Regions from separate parts of the Homo sapiens genome. Here region 2 is linked to region 1. A link is an interaction called in ENCODE POLR2A ChIA-PET data of the cell type or tissue named here. Cell type or tissue: A673. All regions are shown on one strand.

Region 1 (8,000 bases):
TTTTTTTTTTGAGACGGAGTCTCACTCTGTCGCCCAGGCTGGAGTGCAATGGTGCACTCTTGGCTCACTGCAACCTCTGCCTCCTGGGTTCAAGCAATTCTCCTGCTTCAGCCTCCTGAGTAGCTGGGATTCCAGGTGTGCACCATCACACCCAACTAATTTTTGTATTTTTAGTAGAGACAGGGTTTCACTCTGTTGGTCAGGCTGGTCTTGAACTCCTGACCTCGTGATCCGTCCACCTTGGCCTCCGAAAGTGCTGGGGTTACAGGTGTGAGTCACCATACCCGGCCCACTCCCTCTTTTTTCAGAGAAAAAACTGGAACCTGAATGAGTGACCTTGTAAGTGAGTTGCTGGCAGTTTCTACCTTTGCAGAGACCAAGTTCTTCCATCTACATGGCCTTGTGTTGTCCTCCCAATACCCCAAGGCATGGATGTTTTCTTCATATTTCACATGAGGGAGGTGACTGTCTCAGAGAGGTACAGTGAGCAGACCAAAGTCTCAGAGCGTGAAGGGCTCAGCTTGAGTCCCTGCCCAGGGTGCTGTCAACCCGGAGGCTAGAAGAGCTTGTTCCTTGACAAAGCCTCAGATCTGAGTGCCCTGGGTTCCCCCTGGGCCATGACTTGGTTCCTTACATTGCTCTGTGTTGCAGAATTCATGCTGGACTGCACCGTGCCTCCCCCAGGGAGTGCAAAGATAGCCCTTGGAGGGGAATGATGGAGGAGGAGGCAATCAGGTAATGAGAGGCCATTCTGAGCTTGTGGGAATGTAGTGCCCCTGGTGAGGCTACAGGAAGAAAGTGAGCATCCCTGGGAATCTCACATGAGGAAGGCGAGACCAAATCCCTGTACTTACAAAATGATCTAGGAAATATGCCTCAGTTGGCAGGCATGATGACTTCTGAGCCCTTGTGTTTGATTCTGTAGAAGAAAAATATTTTCAAATATTAACTAGTGAAGTTTTACTTTTAGAGATATATATTTTTCTTTCAATTACTTCCACCATTAATATTAGACCATGAAGCTCATTTCTCTTGCCATAGGGAAGGCAGAACCTCAAAAAACTCAATGACACCAAAGAGTTATATTTATGCTTCTGCATTCCAATGTAGAGCATTGAAAGATGTGGAATTTAATTGCAAGGGCTAGTCTCTTCAAAGAGAAGTGGTTGCCTAATCCCCAAAATTCACAGCAATTATGTTGGCAAGTAATGTTTTAAAGCTTACATGGATTGTCTATTTTAACCTCACTATTATTGTTCCAGTCTTAAGGATGAGGAAGTTGATGCCCAGAGAGAGGTTAATTAGCTTGTCTAAGATCACTTAAGGTCACTTAGCTAAGAAGCCAGGATTTGAGCCCAGGTGTTTGGCTTTGAGCCCATGCTTAATCACTCTGCACATTATCTCATGCTGGGTATTCTGCTCATGGTAGGGAATACAGCAGGGAACAAGACTGCCAGGCTTCCCTCAAAGGGCTCATTGGTTGAGTCTTCCACTGTGAGTCTTTTGAAATTTCATATGGGCCTTGCAAAGCAGGAAAAAACAAGAGTACTTATTTTACTCATGAGAAAAAGAAAGTAAAAAAGAGGGAATTGTCTTACTCAAGGTCATAGAAAGACATAGTTGCAAGATGGGATTAGAAACCATATGTCTCATCAGCACCCTATGTCCTTTCTCTGCCCTGGGAGCACACTCCATTTAGCAGGCTTGCGGCTAGTGTTAATGTCTGGACAATTAATCAAAACTTCCTTTGGGCTGGATCTCCAGAGCCCAAGAACACTGGTGGCCAAAGGATGGTGTCTTGTGAAAGGAGGGCAAGCAAAAGTGTAGGACAAATTTTGCTTTGGGATTTTGGTTACACCTGCAGGTACAGTGTCCCTGGGATAAGGGTGGATTCTGGGTCGGGGGAAGGTCTGTGGATAAAGGCATTTGTGGGTGTGTTCAGAGAGGCAGAGTCAGAAATTCACGGATATGGTGATGGGATGTGGTGATTGGGAGGGGAGGAGGGCTTTTCTAATCAGGACTTTTATGGAAATTATCCTTGGTCAAGAGAAGGGGCATGTTGGCAACATGGCCACCAAGGAAAAAAAAAAAAAAGGAGAGATCCAGCACAGTTGCTGGTAAGGGACTCTTCTGCTGGGCTCCCACCAGCAGCTCTAGGATCAGACCTGGATATGAGATATCTCTTACCTGTTGCGCTTTTGAAATGTTTCTGATGAACAGACTATCCCACAGAAGGAGGAACAGCACTGAAATCCTTTCTCGCAATCTTCCTGCATTGTACACAGGTGAGTACAGTTTTCAGGTGCTGATATGCAGGGTGGAGGTTCCAAGATATACTCTGGAACACAGAACAAGTAAGAGAAGGGCCTCACCAACAGGCTGGAGTAATGTTCAGAACTCAGAAAGCCCAGGGAACTGCCAGGAAACCTGCCACCCTCATCTGCCTTGCATGGTTCCAGGGTGGTGGCATCAGGTTTTGTCCTCAGCTGCTGCCTTCCTCTGAGTTCTGAGCAGGGAAGCAGGGCATGGATATTTTTTGATCAAGAACAGAGTTTGGTAGAACCCTGCACCCATTGGTCATTCACCATCCTTGTAGTTCAGATGCCAAGCCCCCATTGACTATGGTTGTGTCCATATCAAGGGTATCAATGGTGTATGTGGTGAACAAGAAAGAGGTTTGTATGTTCGTTCTGCACTGATTCATTGTGTGGTCTTGAGCAAGTTGTAGAGCTTCTCATTAACAACATAGTTTACCCTGGGGTTAACCTAACATGGGTTATTTGTGTACAGGAAGAATGAGTGAAAGGTAAGTTTTGGTAAAGGATGAAGACCATGCATTAAACTGAAGGTACTGGATCAGAGAGCTGGGACCCAATTCACAAGTAAGTTCTGGGAGTGACTTCTTTCATGGTAAGAAGGGTGGGGATTTCAGAATGGCGTTCAAAGATTCAGCTTTTTTCTTCCTTGGTGTCTCTCGATCAGGAGGCCAGAGCACCAGGATGCCCCACTTTCTACTGTTAGAGAAGAATAAGCATCATTATGTTGACTTCCTATTTCCTCCCCTACCCCCAAGTATTTCAGTTCAAAGCTAAGACCTACCTGCCCTGGGAGAGTCTTCCCTAAGTCCACAACCCACAATCTCCTTTCTATTCCTGGACTCTAAAGATGGGCCCCATTAATCCCTTTCCCCAAGCCCTTCCAGGTCCTAATTTTTGTACCTTGTGATTCTCCCTTTCTTTGGGGGCAAAAGTCAAAAGTGGGGCATTCTATTGCAAATAGAGGAATTGTGGGTCTATTCCTCTGCAAATATTTGCAATTAGAAGGAAATCTATAGGATATTATGATGATTTGAAAGGAATGAATGAAGAAAGAGGTCATGACTATAACTGTAGTAGCAAATGGCACCAGAATTGGGGTAAAAGAAGCTGAGGTTCAAGCTGTTGACAATTTAACAGAGACCAATAACTAGTACTCACCCCTGGCCTCTCAGCTATTCTATAGCTCACTGGGGCACTGCAAGAAATTGGAACTAATCCACACTTTGAAGAGCTTGGGGCTCAACAGAGCAGTTTAGAGATAGACACCATGATCCAGAGATCTCAGAGAGGTCACCCTTTTCAAGTCTTGACCCCTCTTCTGGGTATCTGGTCCCAACTTCACTCACAGCATTTACCAGTCTTTTAGAAAGCCTCTTTGTGCCTTTCCTCAAATTCTGATTCTCCAATTAACTCTACCCTGGGCACTCCTATTTTCTTGTAGCTTGCTTAGTCCCTCTTAGTCCTACAAACCTGCATGCCTTTTCTGAAACTTCTTAAGCAGGACCTAGCCTCCCCAGACACATGAGCTACCACACTTATCCCTCTTCTGAGCCGCCAGTATTCTGAAGATGTTTTCCCCATAGAAGAGTGGATGTATGATGAATAACAGTTCTTTTCCCACTTGGTATTGGTTAAGGTCAACATTACTAGAGCCAGAGCTCTTTTGAGTTGAGCTGGGCAGTGGTGGCTGCTGAGATGGACTCTACACTGTCCCATTGATGCTAATTACCGGTAATTGTACAGTACCTCTGGAGTTTGAAAATGTGGAATAAAAGGCAAGACTTCCTTTCCCTCCTTCCCAAAACATCCTCCAAGGCCAAGGTTATGTAGATTCTAGCTTGAGTTCTACCAACTTCGTTGTCTCTCTGTTTTATTGCTTGAAAAGTGAGTCCAAGCATCCATGAAGGAGCCACGGGCAGCAAGACTAAGCTGGATGATGAGGCTGATCACATTTACAGCATTTAATATTACTGAGCATTTACCATGGTTTAGTAAGAGTGAGCTATGTCTGCATGCATTATCTGTTCTCCTCCTGTATTCATTATAAGGATAAAAACCTGAGGCCCAGATACTATGCCCAAGGTCACTCAGCAACAGAGCAGGGATTCAAACCTAGATCTTGCCAACAATAAAGCTTGGGCCCTTGAACATGACACGGTATTTTTCCAAGAGGTGTGACAGACTGTCAGCCCTCAGATCCTCTCCTATCCACACATGTTACTTCCCTCCTTGGGCCCAGATCCAGCACCTACTCAGAACACGCTGCTTGGGACTCCCAGGCACCAGCTGCAGTGCTAGGCAGAACACCACCAGGAACTGGAGAGGCAGCACAGGCTTCATGGTGTCAGTGGGATGGGTGAGTAAGTTCTGGCCAAGGGTTGCTGGGTTTGACCAGGCACTGCTGTGAGGAGAAGAGAAGGAAAGAGGGCAAAGTGGAGGCCCAGTGTGACTAGCCTTTCACCGTGTACTCCAATCAAAACCGGCAGGGCAGGAATCCAAGCACCTCCCAATCACACCCACTCCAGGGTCACGTAGTGTTTTCATATCCTCCTTTATTCCCCTAATCTTGACCTTGCTATCTCTTTCATCTGTATCTAGATCTTATTCATGTCCCTTAACATTTTTTTATAATTTTCCCCTGTGGAAATTGTACATGTTATATTTATTCACAGAGGATTGAATTTTTTTTTTTTTTTTTTGAGATGATGGAGTCTGGCTCTGTCACCCAGGCTGGAGTGCAGTGGTGCGATCTCTGCTCACTGCAGCCTCTTCCTCCCAGGTTCAAGCAATTCTTGTGTCTCAGACTCCTGAGTTGCTGGGATTACAGGCGTGTACCACCATGTCCAGCTAATTTTTGTATTTTTAGTAGAGATGGGGTTTCACTGTGTTATCCAGGCTAGTCTTGAACTCCTGACCTCAGGTGATCTGCCCTCCTCAGCCTCTCAAAGTGCTAGGATTACAGGTGTGAGCCACCGCGCCTGGTCTGAGGCTTGAAGTTTTTAAAAGGAAATTGTAAATGTTATCATAACTTTTCAACTAATTCCTTTTGTTTACTGCTAATGTAGAGAAGTTAACTTTCCAGTTTGCTCAAAAATCTCCACCATGACAATTATTTGACCTCACTGAAACCAATAAACATTGACTCTTCACTTCCCTATTTCGTAGTCCTCCCCTATAGGCGTTTACTTTTCTTTCTATCAATGTAGGACTCAGAACCTGTCATTTAAATCTCCTTGCTTGAATCTACCTACAAAAACTGCAACCCTGAATGAATCCAACCATCAATTTCATTGAAGCTTGAACCTAGGCAGATAATTGTTGCTGGGGGAAAATAACTCAACTGGGCTACTAAACAGCACAATAGATGCACCATCACCAAACCAAAAAGGGTCTGGCAATCTTACTAAGTTTCTTCAGTAAGCCAGTGTTCCCACTTTCTACAAATACTATTTCAAACTTGCTTTCCTCTCTTTAAAGCTTGGATCTTTTCTTCTTTCCACAAATTTGTAACTAGTTAGCTTGCTAAATTCTCCCATTGTTTATTATGGTTTCTTTGTGTGTTCTCTTCAGTGTTTATCATAGGCAAATAAGCAGTTATAGTTTTCTTCTTCAAACTTTATGCCATTTTTAATGCCTCACTGTGCTCGCTAGGCCCTTGAGTACATCATATGTAAGTGGTGATAGTGTGTATTTTTGTCTGATACCTGATTTAAAATGAAAACTTCTTGTTTCCCCTTTTAGAATTGTCTCCACTTTAGGTTTCTCATAAGTACCCTCTATCAGGTTTAGAAATTTTTCTTTCATTCCTAACAAGAAATTTTAAATTAGTTTATGTCAGATTATATGTATTGCTTTTTTCTATGTATATTGAGATGATAACATTTTTATATCCTTTAATCTGTTAATGCAGTGAACATTCAGATTTTCAAACATTAAGCCATTTCTATGGTAATATAAGGTGATCATTGAATATTATCATTTTTATATTGTTTGGTTTAGTTTGCTATTTTTAAGGTATTTTACATCTATGTTCATAATGAACTGGGCCTGTAACTTGTCTTTCTCATATTGTCCTTGCTTGGTTTCATAGCAAGTTTATGCTGACTTCATAGGATGTGCTGAGTAGCAGCCCTTCTTTATCAATTCTCTATAAATTCTTGATTTAAGATAATTAGTTACTTGAACTCTCAACTCTGTTTTTCTTGCACGAATATACCCATTTGCACCTTGTTGTTTTCATTTAACAATATATCCTGAAAACTGCTCTCCAGTAGTTCATAACAATTTTTCCTCTATTACAGCTGCATTTGACATACACCTTAGTCATATAGCCAGTCTCCTATATTTGGGCATTTAGGTAGTTTCCAAGATTTTGCTATTATAAATAATGCTGCAATGAACAATTATGCATAATTTTCTGTATTGTTGGAGGTATAATATCAGTAAATTTCTAAAAGTGTGATCATTGGTTAAAAGGATAAATGCACGGCTGGGTGCGGTGGCTCACGCCTGTAATCCCAGCACTTTGGGAGGCTGAGGAGGGCAGATCATGATGTCAGGAGTTCGAGACCAGCCTGGTCAACATGGTGAAACCCCATCTCTACTAAAAATACAAAAATTAGATGGGCGTGGTGGCACATGCCTGTAGTCCCAGCTACTCAGGAGGCTGAGGCAGAAGAATCGCTTGAACCCGGGAGGCAGAGGTTGCAGTGAGCCAAGATCAAGCCACTGCACTCCAGCCTGGGTGACAGAGCTAGACTTTGTCTCAAAAGAGAAAAAAGAGGATAAATGCACATATAGTTTGGCTAGATATTGCCGATTTCTACTTCATAAAGATTATACCTTTTTGTAATGCCACCAACAATGTGACTGTGCACGTTTCCTACAGTCTCACTAACAGAACGTGTTGTCATGCTTTTGAATTTTTTCCAAAACAATTGGGTAGGAAATGTTATTTCTGTAGTTTTTGAGGTTCATTTACTATGTAGCATGCACCAGTACTTCATTCCATTTTATGGGTGAATAATACTCCATTGTATATATATATATCACAATTGTTTATCCATTCATCTGTTGATGGACATTTCAGCTGTTTCCTTGCTTTGGCAATTGCAAATAATGCAGCTATGAACATTTGTAGATGAATATTTTTTTGAGTATATATTTTTAACTCATTTGGGTAAATATTTGGGAGTAGAACTGCTGGGTCATATGTTTAACTTTGTATGTTTACTTTTTTGAGGAAACTCCAAACTCTTCCCACAGCGGCTGAACAATTTAATACTTCTATCAGCTATGCACGAGGGTTCCAATTTCTCCACATGCTTGTCAGCACTTATTATTTTCCTTTTTAGAAATTATAGCCAGTCAAAAAATGTGAAGTGGTATCTCATGGTTTTTATTTGTATTTCCCTAATAACTAATGATGTTGAGCATTTCTTTCTTCTTCTTCTTCCCCCTCCCCCTCCTTCTCCTCCTTCTTCTTTTTTTTTTTTTTAGATGGATTCTCACTCTGTCGCCCAGGCTGGAGTGCAGTGGTGTGATCTCAGCTCACTGCAACCTCCACCTCCTGGGTTCAAGCGATTCTCCTGCCTCAGCCTCCTGAGTAGCTGGGATTACAGGCGCCTGCCACCCACACCTGACAAATTTTTGTATTTTTAGTAGAGACAGGGTTTCACCATG
Region 2 (8,000 bases), 440 kb before region 1:
GTTCAATGAAAGCACAGACTTGCCAGGCCCTGGTACAACAGAGGATGCTTGGCAAATGTTACCCTTTCCCTCCAAAAACTGGAGGCAAAGGACCTAGTTGGGATGGAACTCTACATGGGAAGAGGTAAGGGAGGGCTGAAAGAATGAGACAAAGCTCCCATGCCAGGCGTAGTGGCTCAAGCCTGTAATCCCAGCACTTTGGGAGGCCGAGGTGGGTGGATCACCTGAGGTCAGGAGTTCAAGACCAGCTGGCCAACATGGTGAAACCCTGTCTCTACTAAAAATAGAAAAATTAGCCAGGTGTGGTGGTGTGCACCTGTAATCCCAGCTTCCCAGGAGGATGAGGCAGGAGGTATCGCTTCAACCGGGGAGGCGGAGGTTGCAGTGGGCCAAGATTGTGCCGCTGCACTCCAGCCTGGGCAACAGAGCGAGACTCCGACTCAAAAAAAAAAAGGGCTTCTGGTACTGGAGTCCATTGAAGCATCGGGGAGCCCAGGGACAGATAAAAATGTCTCCGCCGCCTTCCTGGCCCCGTAGAAAGAGCTTAGAGTCACAGGGCAGGTGCGCAAGGGCAGACCTCAAACTTCCCAGATCAGTGGTGTTGCAGCAGCTTCCCTGCACAAGGACCGGAGCCTGGGACTGGAGGTGCCAGATCCTCAAGGCTTGGTATGAGCTTGTTGAGGGGGTAACTCTCAGATGCTGCTGGTAGCTAGAGGGCTGGAGTCTAGCTTGGGCAGCTAACTGAATCTGGGGTTATGCCAGATCTGTGTGTGAGCAGAGGTTTGGGGGATGTCTGCACTAGAGAATGAACCCTGAATTTGGGGCTGGCTCTTGTAAAGCTCCAACCTCAAGATTCGGCAGATCTATTAGGTGGGTGCAAAAGTGAATGTGGTTGTTGCCATTCCTTCCAATGGCAAAAATCGCATGGATGCTGTGAAAGCTGAGATGGACCGCAAGCCCGTCTATGAGCCCACGCCTGCGAGAGATCAGAATTTGAGGTAAGCCATGAATTTGGAGCGCCCTCACAGTGAACCTCAAAATCTTGGAGTATCTGTGAGCTTATGTACGGGGGTCATCTGAATCTGGATGTGAACTCACATCCAAGGAATGGGGTCTGTTTGGGAACCCAGTTTATGGGGGCCACACCAGTCCTAGAGGTGTGTTTGGGAAGGACGCGGGCCTCTCAGGGCAGTAAGGAGTGACTCTATGGCAGATCCCGAGCAGCTAGTGAAGACCCAGTTCCCCATCGTTTTGATCATCCTGCACCCCTCTTTCAATGCACACAGTCCTCATAACCTTGGTCTCACCACTGCCCACCATCCTGTCCTCCCACCCCCAGGTCTACTCTGAATTGCTACCTCTCAGGGAATTACAGTTGCTGAACTCCAAGTCTCAGGTGCGCTCACATTCCTTCCCTGGGGCAAGAAGAGTCAAGGGATGAGGGGAGAAAGAGCCCGCCATTCCCTCCTCCTCCGACAGCGTAAATCCTCCCCAAATCGCCCTTCAGGGCCCAGGAAAAGCAGATCCGATTCTTGGGGAGCTTGGAGGCCTGCTGCCTTATCTAAGTCTCTGGAACAAGCATTTTGCATTTATTTCCCCAAATGTGTTGCCGAATTGCGTTCCAGCCCATGGCTCCCAGCCATCTGCAGAGAGAAATCCAGTTAGACCTTGTATAATAAGTTCCTGACAATCTTGCTGAGGATGCTGGGTCATAAAAGTCTCCTGGTTTTATCGCCGGTAACAGACACGGAGTGAAATTGAGTTGTCTTATCAAATTTAGATAATATATATCCCTCTAGAGTAGCAGGCTCTGCATGGGGCTTTCATGGTATGAGCCCAGGAGGGGGATAGGGAGTGGCAGAGTGTTCCTGGGGATGTGGCTCAGGGTGGGGGCCGTCCTGGAAAGCCTGGCAGGACTGACAGGCAGCAGGGTAGGGTTACTAGCATCCCAGGTTTCGATGTCAACAAGACCTGGATTACAAACCTGTGTCTATCATTCCCATGCTGAGTGAACTTGGAAAATTTACTTTACTGCTGAGGGCCTTGGTTTCCTCATCTGTAAAGCAGGCAGATGCCTGCCCCCTTGATTATTGTGAAATGTAAACAAGATGCTACATGCAACAGGCTTAGCCCAGTGCTTGGCATGTAGTGAGCACTCAATACATGTTGTCTGTGGACTGGACATGGCAGCTCACACCTGTAATCCCAAGGCAGGAGGATCGCTTGAGGGCAGGCAGGAGGATCGCTTGAGGCCAGGAGTTTGAGACCAGCCTGCACAACACAGGGAGACTCTGTTACTACCAAAAAATAAAAATACAAAATTAGCCAGGCATGGTGGCCTGTGCCTATAGTCCCAGTTACTAGGGAGGCTAAGGCAGGAGGATCACCTGAGTCCAGGAGGTCAAGGCTGCAGTGAGCTATGATCACACCACTGCACTCCAGCCTGGGTGATACAGCAAGACCTGTCTTAAAAAAAAAAAAAAAAACTCTGTAATTTGGGAATGGGAGAAAAATACTCTCTGGTCCATTCTCTTCCCATTTTACCGGTGGAGAAACTGAAGCTCAGAGAGGGAGTGGACATGGATGGTGGTCACACAGGCAGGCGGGGTTCTCAGTCTCTGCTTCAGGGCTGAGCAATCCCAACTGACTGCCCCCGCAATCAGGCCTTCTGCAAGAGGCTGGAAGTTGCCCTTTCCTGCCTCTGCTTAAAGTCCTGCCATCCAGTGCCTTGCCCAGGAAATGGACATACACGGTAGGAAGCCTGGGTCCCTTGGCTCCAGGAATGGACTCTCAGGACATTGCCAGTGCCGGGCTTCTCTAGGGCTCCCCAGCTGGTCCTGGGAAGCTTGTCTCACTGTCCCAGGAGGGGACGATCGTACCAGAATTGACCTACTTTTCTCCCACAGCCAAGATGCCTCTCTCTGGCAACTTCACACTTTGGTTTACATACCTCCAGTGATGTAGAGATCGTTACCTTACCAGGCAATCATTCCGTTTCCCTATCTTGGACTTAAGACAACCCCAAATCTTCTGACTTCCAAGCTAAGACTCATTCATTCTAGAACCACACCCTGCCACCACAACTTTCTTTCAGCAAGGCCTGAGTATGTGTGAGCCTGCCTGTGTGTTGGTGGGTTTCTCTGTGTGTTCCGCACTGTGAGCTCTGAAGGGAGAGGAAATGAACTGGTAACAGTTCTGTATCCCCAGGACTCAGGGCCTGGCACACAGTAGGCACTCAAAAAAAAAAAAGAAACAGTCACACAATAGCTAACCTTTACTGAGCACTCCGTGTCAGGCATGAATTCCATGTGCTAATTTATTTAATCATTATAATAACCCTGGGATGCAGTTACCATTATCTCCAGTTTACAGAGAGGCAACCTGAGGCAGAGAGAGGTGAGATAACTTGCCCAAGGTCACACAGCCAAGACACGGTAAAGCCAGGATTTGAATGGTGAGAGTCCAGAGCGGTTATTCATACCTCCCAGGTGAAGATTATTTGGAATTAAAAAAGGGAAGGGGAAAAAGGAAGGGCAGACCCAGGTAAGTATCTCTGTCTCCCCCAAATAGCCCGGCTTCTGGAGGGCAGGAAACATATATTACTCATCTCTCTCTCTCCCAGAATCTAGTACAGTGCTTGGCAAACATTAGTGGCCAGTAAACAAGAAATGTTTATTGAATGAATGTTTAAGCCAGGCATGGTAGCTCACACTTGTAATCCCAGGACTTTGGGAGGCTGAGGCAGGAGGATTGCTTGCATCCAGGAGTTCGAGACCAGCCTGGGTAACATAGAGAGATCTTGTCTCTACAAAAAATGAAAAATTAGCCAGGCATGGTGATGCACACCAGTAATCCCAGCTCCTCAGGAGGCTGCTGGGGAGAGAGGGGTCTCAAGGCTGCAGCAAGTCGTAATCGTGCCACTGCACTCAGCCTGGGTGACACAGTGAGACCCTGTCCTCAAAAAAAAAAGAAAAGAAAAAAGAAAAAAAATCACACATGAATGTTTATACATCATAGGCATATTTTTCTCCCCCACTATCCCTAGAGCCCTTGAGGATCAGGAACTGAACTATCTTCATCTCTGTAGAGCTGCCACTAGCCCATTCTGTGTGAATTAGAAAAAGGTACCCCCTCTGGGCAGGCAAAATCCTGTGGATTCAGCTTGGCAAGCTAATGACCCGTTGCGCAAAGAAAATAAAAATCCCCCTTGCCTGGTGCCAGGGGTCCCAGGTTGACAGGGGGAGCCCCCACTCTCCTGCAGGTGCACCTTTGTGCAGCACACAACTTGAAAGGCTGTCCATGGAAATTCTGCTATGGCTTCCAGGGGCCCAGCACTAAGCCTGACCATGCAACAGGCATCGCGTTTGTTGAACGGCTGTTTGCAGTATTCACCTTTCTTCTACCCTATTTCACCCGCAGCCAGTCTGAGCCCCAAGAGAGTGATTGGTGGAAGAGCCACCAGCTGGGTATGATGTGGCCACAGTGCTGATGGGGGAGTTCGCAGACGTAAAAGGGGACAGGCAGGGTCAGGCATAATTGGTAAATATTTGTCTATCTAATCAGAGGGCCTTTTAATTAGCAATTTCATCCTTGCAACTGGTTTATTTTTTTTTCTTTCTGCGGGAAGTCAATTAAATGTAACAGATGGAGGAAAACATGGGGGTTTCCTTGTCTCCCACCATCTGTCCCATCCCATTCCACCCCCAGCTGTGCCCAAACCTCATTGGTGGGGCTGCCTGCCAGTTGCCAGAGAAGGGCAGTGCTAGGGGACATAAACAAAGGCAGGATTCCTGACCCCCGGGAAGCCCTCTTTGGTCTCTCTGGCCACCCTACACATGCAGGCTGATCCTGCCTGCACAGCCTATGACTCCAGGGTCCTAAGATCCTTTGCCAACAAGGTATCTCTTTCTGCCTGATCCAGTAGTATAGGGTCTGGTTGCCTTTATTTGAGCTCCCATGACAGGCCTGACAAGGGCCCGCATGCAGAAGAGACTCTTGTCTAGCTCAACAAACCTTTATTGAGGGTCTGCTTTCTGCCAGGCAATGTGTTGGGCGCTAGATACATAAATCAAATAGTCCCGGCCCTGCGGGAGTGTGTAACACATTGGGGAAGACGTTTTTCCATTCATTTATTCTTTCAATATTTATTAAACAGCATGTGCATCAAGCTCTGTGCTAGGCCCTGGGGACGCAATGATGAATCCAACAGGTCCCTGACTTTCAATAACTCAGTAAGCAGAGGACACAGGCCAGTAAAGTCATGCATTCAATACGTATTTATTGAGTGTCTGTGTGAGCCAGGCACTCTTCTGGCTGTTGGGGACACAGCAGTGAACAGCACAAAGTCCTTGTCCTTTCTAGTAGGGGGAAAGACAATCAACAGATGGATGTATAACGGCAGGGGTGATCCGTGATGTGAAGAAAAAATAGTCAAACAGCCATCATTTGGAGTTGTATGGAATCTTTTTTTTTTTTTTTTTTTTTTTTTTTTTGCGACAGAGTCTCACTCTGTTGCCCAGGCTGGAGTGCAGTGATGCAATCTCGGCTCACTGCAACCTCTGCCTCTGGAGTTGAAGCGATTCTCCTGCCTCAGCCTCCTGAGTAGCTGGGACTACAGGGGTGCGCCACCACACCCAGCTAGCGTTGTATGCAATCTAACTGAGCTCTGCAAGTATCCAGATTCCTTGGCATGGCCTATGAGGGCCCTGATCCCCAGGCTCCGGCTTTCTCTCTAGGACCGTTTCTCAGCACTCACCACCTTCTGGGCTGTGTTCCAGCCACACCCACCTTCTGAGGATTCCTCCAACTTGCTGCGCGCTGTCTTGAGGCTTTCGCCCAGACTGTTCCCTCCATCTGGGGCACTCCTCCCCTCTTCTTTGCCTGGCCAACTACTCAGCTGAAGCGTCCCTTTCTGGGGAAGCCTTCTCTGATCTCTCAGGCTGTGTTAGGTTCTTCTACTGCATTCCTGCAGCCCAGTGTGGGTGTGGCAGGTCCTCATCTGTCTCCTCACCCTGTCTGGGAGCCAGCCAAGGCCCCAGACCATATCTGTCTTAGTCCTCTGCACTGTCTCACCAGCACCAAGCTCAGTGCCTGGCACATGCCCCATCCCCTATCAAGCCCACCTATATTGACTTGGGTTCAACCAGATGAAGAAAAGGAGAAGGGACATCCCAGGGAGGGCCCAAAATTTGCAAAGACAAAGCAGCTTGAAAGATTCCTAAGTGTTCCAGAAATAGGGATAAGGTCAACATAGTCATTTTAAAAAGGGCAGCACACGAAGCTAGAGTTAAGCATAGGTCTTCAATGTTAAACTAGGATGTCTGCAGTTTATCCTTATAAGCCTACAAACCAACTTCAGTCATTCACATGAGTCTTCTATGACTTTGCCAAAGATCCATGTGTCCCTGTACTGGGGCTGTTGGCCTTTTTCTTTAAATTATCATTTTTCTTCACTTTATTTTTATAACAGCTTTATTGAGATATAATTCACATAGTATAAAATTCACCCTTTTTTTATTGAGACAGGGTCTCACTCTGTCACCCAGGCTGGAGTGCAGTAGTACAATCATGGCTTACTACAGCCTTGGCCTCCTGGGCTCAAGTGATCCTCCTGCCTCAGTCTTCCAAGTAGCTGGAACTACAGGTGTGAGCCAGCATGCCCAGCTAATTTTTGTATTTTTTTGTAGAGATGAGGTGTTGCTATGTTGTCCAGGCTGGTCTCAAACTCCTGGCCTCAAACAACCCTCCCTCCTCAGCCTTCCAAAGTGCTGGGGTCACAGGCATGAGCCACCAAGCCCGGCCAAATTCACCCTTTTAAAATGTATAATTCAGTGGTTTTTAGTATATTCACAGAGTCATGCAAGCACCACTGCTATTGAATTTCAGAACATTTCTCATTTCCTCCAAAAAGAAATCCTGTACCTTTTATCAGCCTCTTCCCATTCTTCCCTACCCCAGCCCCTGGAAACCACTGACTTTTTTTTCTCTGGATTTGTCCATTCTGGACATTTCATATAAATGGAATCATACAATAGGTGACCTTTCGTGAATGTCTTCTCTCAATTAGCACACGGTTTTCAAGATTCCCCATGTTGCAGCCTGTGTCAGTACTCCATCTCTTTTTATGGCCAAATGCTATTCCATTGTATGTACATACCACATTTTGTTCAGCCATTCATCCATTGACAGACATTTGAGTTTTTTCTACTTCTTGACTATTTTTAAATAATGCTACTATCGATATTTGTGTACAAGTATTTGTATGGACGTATGTTGTCATTTTTCTTGGGTATATACCAAGCAAAGGAATTGCTGGGTCATGTGACAACACCAAGTTTAACTTTTTGAGGAACTGATGGACTATTTCCTAAGTGGCTGCACCATTTTACAATCCCACCAGTGATGTACAAGCATTCCAATTTCACCAGGTTTAGCCGTTCTAGTAAAGTGATAATCACATTGTAGTTTGAAATGCAATGGTATCTCATTGTGGTTTTGATTTGTGTTTCCCTAATGACTAATGATGTTGAGCATCTTTTCATGTGCTTATTGGCAATTTGTATGTCTTCTTTGGAGAAATGTCTGTTCAAATTCTCTGCTCATGTTTTCATTGTATTTGTCTTTTTATTGTTGAGTTATAAGAGTTCCTTATATATTCAAGTCTCTTATCAGAATTTTTTTTTGCTTTATTCTTAAAAGGAAACCTATGTCACCATCTAAAATGGAAAAAAAAGTGACACCTGTCATACATCAAAGGTAACTGTAAAAAATACAACTCATTAATTCAATCAGCAAATAATAATCATCTTCTATGATTCAGGTACCATTCTTGGCACTGAAAATACAGCAATGAACAAGACAGGTAACATTCCTTCTTATGTGGAGTTTGTAATTATATGGAGGAAAGCAAAAAAAAAAACCTGTCATGCTCAGCAAAAAGCAAGAAGAGAGGGATGCAGTGGTGTCTGGAGTGGCTTTATTGTTGAGTACTCAGGGAAGGC

The links. Peaks named below come from ENCODE experiments on the same cell type or tissue, not always from the same donor. Only the 100,000 strongest peaks of a DNase experiment are listed, where the experiment ranks them.
Region 2: POLR2A ChIA-PET joins it to region 1 with 11 read pairs; 3 of 35 experiments call an interaction of 5 or more read pairs at or near these places.

Annotation. Positions count from the first base shown.
Region 1 is chr20:45,698,782-45,706,781 of GRCh38, reverse strand. WFDC10B (WAP four-disulfide core domain 10B) reads left to right here and starts at 1,763. Exons shown (of 4, transcript NM_172006.2): 1 at 1,763-1,864; 2 at 2,221-2,285. It overlaps WFDC13 (WAP four-disulfide core domain 13), which reads right to left and starts at 4,744. Exons shown (of 4, transcript NM_172005.2): 1 at 4,571-4,744; 2 at 2,188-2,338; 3 at 855-919. The coding sequence starts at 4,658. The coding sequence ends at 877. MIR3617 (microRNA 3617) reads left to right here and starts at 1,602; the gene lies at 1,602-1,680. In A673, no CTCF peak of the experiment used is centred here; no DNase peak of the experiment used is centred here; H3K27me3 peaks cover 1,264 bases.
Region 2 is chr20:46,142,614-46,150,613 of GRCh38, reverse strand. No RefSeq gene overlaps it. Among named protein-coding and RNA genes, the nearest start is that of CD40, 28 kb to the right of the region's middle. In A673, no CTCF peak of the experiment used is centred here; no DNase peak of the experiment used is centred here; H3K27me3 peaks cover 382 bases.